Regions from separate parts of the Homo sapiens genome. Here region 2 is linked to region 1. The links are chromatin contacts, found by Hi-C or POLR2A ChIA-PET in ENCODE. All regions are on one chromosome and are shown on one strand. The core of a region is the stretch at or near the end of the contact, and the rest is flanking DNA. Distances in the headings are between cores, read along the strand shown.

What was found. Hi-C counts contacts between places; a loop is a spot of excess contacts on that map. ChIA-PET counts read pairs that join two places held with the same protein, here RNA polymerase II (POLR2A). Pooled maps may share reads with other maps.
Region 2: a pooled map shows a loop between it and region 1 (6-fold over the local background). The contact joins two enhancer-like sites. A Hi-C loop is called at or near these places in 8 of 50 pooled maps. POLR2A ChIA-PET finds 5 or more read pairs at or near these places in 4 of 52 experiments (B cell, OCI-LY7, PC-9 and 1 more).

The regions. Positions count from the first base shown.
Region 1 is chr11:102,415,702-102,418,401 of GRCh38, forward strand. The region is part of intron 2 of TMEM123 (transmembrane protein 123); the gene reads right to left. Among named protein-coding and RNA genes, the nearest start is that of TMEM123, 36 kb to the right of the region's middle. Within about 2 kb of position 1,415, at least 2 of the 41 ENCODE cell types and tissues checked have a DNase peak (open chromatin) inside an H3K27ac peak, as active enhancers do.
Region 2 is chr11:102,562,990-102,565,689 of GRCh38, forward strand. No RefSeq gene overlaps it. Among named protein-coding and RNA genes, the nearest start is that of MMP7, 34 kb to the left of the region's middle. Within about 2 kb of position 1,287, at least 4 of the 41 ENCODE cell types and tissues checked have a DNase peak (open chromatin) inside an H3K27ac peak, as active enhancers do.

The DNA of each region.
Region 1 (2,700 bases), core at 165-2,664:
AAATGCCCACATGAAAATGTTAGAAAGACCTCAAATTAACAACCTAACTTTACACCTAGGGGAACTAGAAAAACAAAAGTAAACCAACCCCAGTCCTAGCAGAAGAAAAGAAATAACCAAAATCAGAGCTGAACTCAATGAAATTGAGATGTGAAAAAACATACAAAAGATCAATGAAACCAAAAGTTGGTGGTTGTTATTATTATTATTATTATTATCATCATTATTTTTGAGATGGAGTCTTGCTCTGTTGCCCAGGCTGGAGTGCAATGGTGCAGTCTCAGCTCACTGCAACTTCCACCTTCTGGGTTCCAGTGATTCTCCTGCCTCGGCCTCCCAAGTACCTGGGACTACAGGTATGTGCCACCACACCCAGCTAATTTTTGTATTTTTAGTAGAGACAGAGTTTTACCATGTTGGCCAGGCTGGTGTCAAACTCCCGACCTCAGGTGATCCACTCACCCTGGCCTCCCAAAGTGTTGGGATTACAAGGTGTGAGGCACCATGCCCAGCCCAAAAGTTGGTTATTTGAAAGAATAAATAAGATTGACAGACTCCAGCTAGACTAATAAAGAAAAAAGAGAGAAGAGCCAAATAAACACAATCAGAAATGATAAAGGAAACATTACCACCAACCCTACAGAAATACAAAAAACCCTCAGAGACTATTATGAACACCACTACGTATACAAACTGGAAAGCCTGGAAGAAGAAATGGATAAATTCTCAGAAACACACAACCTCCCAAGACTGAACCAAGAAGAAACTGAAACCCTGAACAGATCAATAATGAGTTCTGACATAAAATCAGTAATAAAAAAAAATCTACCAATCAGGAAAAGCCTTGGACCAGACCGATTCACAGTCAAGTTCTACCAGACATATATTAATAAAATATAAAATTATTCCAAAAAATTAAGAAGAGATTCTACCCTAGCTCATTCTATAAGGCTAGCAACATTCTGATACCAAAACCTGGCAAAGACACAACAAAAAAAGAAAACTTCAGGCCAATATCCCTGATAAACATAGATACAAAAATCCTCAAGAAAATACTAGCAAACTGATCCACCAGCACATCAAAAAGCTAATCCACCATGATCAAGTAGGCTTTATTCTTGGGATGCAAGGTTGGTTAAACATAGGCAAATCAATAAACGTGATTTATCACATAATGTGAACTAAAAAAACCACGATCATCTCAGTAAACAAAGAAAAGGCTTTTAATAAAATTCAAAATCCCTTTATGTTAAAAACCCTCAACAATCTAGGTATTAAAGAAACATACCTCAAAATAATAAGATCCATCTATGACAAACCTACGGCTAACATCATACTGAGTGGCCAAAAGCTGGAAGCACTCCCTTTGAGAACCAGAACAAGACAAAAATGCCCACTCTCACCACTCCTATTCAAGACAGTACTGGAAGTCCTAGGCAGTCAGACAAGAGAAAGAAATAACAGGAAACCAAGAAAAAGTCATAACAGGTAACCAAGAGAAAGTCAAACTCTCTCTTTGCAGATGATGATTCTCTAACTAGAAAACCCCAGTCTCTGCCCAAGGGCTCCTAGATCTGATTAACAATTTCAGCAAAGTTTCGGGATGCAAAATCAATGTACAGAAATCAGTAACATTTCTATACACCAATAATGCCCAAGCTGAGAGCCAAATCAAGAATGCAATCCCATTCACAGCAGCACTCCCTTCCCCCACCACAAACATACAAATACCTAGGAATACAGTTAACCAGGGAGGTGAAAGATCTCTACAACGAGAATTATGAAACACTGCTCAAAGAAATCAGATATAACACAAATAGAAAACCATTCCTTGCTCATGGAGAGAAAGAATCAATATTATTAAGATGGCCATACTGCCCAAAGCAATTTACAGATTCAGTGCTATTGATATCAAACCACCGTAAGTGGAAAAAAGCTCTTCTAAAATTCATATGGATCCAAAAGAGAGCCCAACTAGCCAAAGCAATCCTAAGCAAAAAGAACAAAGCTAGAGTCATCATGCTACCTGACTTTAAACTATACTACAAGACTACAGTAACCAAAACAGCATGGTATCGGTACAGAAACTGATACACGGAACAATGGAACAGGTTAGATAACCCAGAAATAAAGCCTCACAACTACAGCCATCTGATCTTTGATAAAGTTTAAAAAAAAAAAGTGCAATGGGGAAGGGACTCCCTATTCAATAAATGGTACTGGGATAACTGGCTAGCCATAAGCAGGAGATTGAAACTGGACCCCTTCCTTTCACCATATATGAAAATCAACTCAAGATGAATTAAAAAGACTTAAATGTAAAACCTAAAACTATAAAAACCCTAGAAGACAGGAAGGGAGGGAAGCAGAAAAAAAAAATAAAACCCTAGAAGAAAACCTAGGAAACACCATTCTGGCCATTAGCCCTGTCAAAGCTTTCATGACAGAGACACCAAAGGCAACTGCAACAAAAGCTAAAGTTGAAAAGTGCAACCTAATTAAAGAGCTTCTGTACTGCAAAAGAAACTATCAACAAAGTAAACAGAAAACCTATAGAATGGGAGAAAATATTTGCAAATTATGCATCTGACAAAGGTCTAATATCTAGAATCTATAAGAAACTTAAATGAACAGGCAAAAAACAACCCTTATTGAAAGGATATGAACAGACACTTCCCAAAAGAAAACATACACATGCAG
Region 2 (2,700 bases), core at 37-2,536, 150 kb after region 1:
AGGCTATCCTTTTCCTGTTCTACACCATGCACATTCTAAACTAGTTCCATTTCCTGGTACTATCTTCCTGTTCCAACTCCCCTTTTTATTTATGCAATGCCCACTCTTCCTTTTCCATCTGCCCAAATTGTGTACTTCCTTCAGGATGAAATTCAAAACCTCACTCCTCCAAAATCACTCATGGGCCCCTTGACTTTTCTGGAATTCTCTTATAGAACTACTTCAGCTCTTGGCTATGTTATCTCTGGTGTTGACCATTTTATTAATTTCATCTTGCCTTCCCAATGAAAATGAATGTTCTTTGATGGTAAGGAATTTGTCTTTTTTCCCTTTCTTTCTTTGCATTCTTTTTTTTTTTTTTAAATAACAACCTCCTGTCCAATTATATGGTATTTGTATTTTTCTGTTCCCTAGAGTGTAGAGCATATGAAAGATAGTTAAAAATACAGCAGAAACTTGACACTGGTGAGGGATATGGGTAAGCCATGCTATAATGTGGATGCCCACGGGCCAGAGGGATTTACTGCTCATGTACTTCTCCCATCTATACCATCCTCATGATGCAAGTGCACCAAATTTGCCCTTTAGCAAAATGGCAAACTCATGTCCTTGGACATCTTGTGCTTGCAAAAAGCTGAAACCTCAACTGTCAAAACCTCAAATGCCAAGAGTTTCTTATGTTTTTGATAAAACTGTGGTTGTACCCAAAAGTACTTGATGAAAATTTTTTATTTAGCCCATTATTTTGGCATTGTACTGCCTCAGTACTCATCTCCGATTACCTATCAGGTGTGGGTTTGAAGGGTGGTTCCAGGGTGAATACAGACAGAGGAATATCTTCTAGTTCTTGCCTGGAGGCTCTGGACCCACCCGCACTTTCCCAGACCTGAAGGAACAGCAACTACCAGATGCCAAGCACTGCCTTTAGGTGCTCAGATGAACTTCTGAGCCATATCACCTGTCCTCAAAAGCCCTGACCCAAGCAGTGTCCCTTCTCTCAGATGTCCCCTCTCTCAGTAGGTTCACCCAGTAACCAGTTTTATGAAGAATAGTGTTTTTCAAAATGGGAAGAGAAAGCAGTGCTTTGACTTAGAGGACTCTCTTCTGTTCAATTTTAACTTTCAATGTATAGTTTTTAATTGTAGAAGTTACTTCAAAAGGAAATTAAAGAATTGAAACCCCAAGTCCCAGCATATTAGGAACTAATATTAGAGCTTACTTTCAAATAATGGCTAACTCTAGTGGAATGCTTACAAGGTACCTGTGTTGGTTTTTCATCGCCCTGACACATACATGAAAGTAAGTCTCTTCCAGAGAGTATCTGATTCTATGACTTTCTCTGATGACTCACCTATGACTTTCTCTGATGACTAGGCTATTTTATAGCTCCCTAGAAATAGAAACTAAGTTGTAGAAAACTGATAACAATGCAGGTTTTTCCTGTCCACAGTAATGCAAATCATTCTTTTTTTTATTCTTATTTTTATTATTATTATTATTTTTTTTGAGACGGAGTCTCACTCTGTCGCCGAGGCTGGAGTGCAGTGGCGCGATCTCGGCTCACTGCAAGCTCCAACTCCTGGGTTCACGCCATTCTCCTGCCACAGCCTCCCGAGTAGCTGGGACTACAGGCGCCCACCACCATGCCAGGCTATTTTGTTTGTACTTTTAGTAGAGACGGGGTTTCACCGTGTTAGCCAGGATAGTCTTGATCTCCTGATCTTGTGATCTGCCCGCCTCGGCCTCCCAAAGTGCTGGGATTACAGGTGTGAGCCACCGTGCCCGGCCGCAATTGATTCTTGTTCACAGAAATGCAAAGGCATATTGCATTTAGAGATAAAACTTTATTATGTTTTATAAAACATTATAGAGATAAAACTTGAAAATGTTTACTGACCTATGGGATATCAATCAGTTTTGCATTTATTAGCAAAACCATTTTAGCATTCCTAGTTGCATGTATACATCTCCAAATTCTCCTCATTCTCCAAATTCTGTTTCCTCATTAATTAATTAAATCAACAAATTATTTGACACAGGTTCATTTTACATGTGTTTGAGAGTCATGATTTTACTTTGTAAAAAATTATAGTTTAGCAATTTTGAAGGTTCCACTGAAAAGCCCAAGTGGGCTTTCCTGACAAAGTAAACTTCTGATGGGGTTCAGGACACATTACTCCAAAATATAGCACCTTGGCATATTAAATATTTTAAGCTGAAGACATTTGAAAAGCAGGAAGTTCACTCCACTTTCCTCCCAGTCTTTCTCTCCTGAAGCAGACCATGAAACCTAGGAAGGATTTTCTGATCTTTCCCTGAAGAAAGAGGCCGGGTGCCCTCCCAATACCTGGAGGAAAGGAATGTCCTTATCTTTGAAGATAAAATGACACTGAGAATAATCTGTACAAACAAGATGAAACTGCCTTTGCAAAATTATGACAATAAGAGAAATCTGACATACTTGACTCCATCTTGTTTCTGACCTCCAAGATGTCCTTGGTCATTCCTGGGCATAGGCCAACTTAACTTTGGGAGAAATTTATTTTTTTTATTTTTTATTTTTTTGTGATGGAGTTTCACTCTTGTCACGCAGGCTGGAGTGCAATGGTGGTCTTGGTTCACTGCAACCTCCACCTCCCGTGTTCAAGCAATTCTCCTGCCTCAGCCTCCTGAGTAGCTGGGATTACAGGTGCCTGCCAC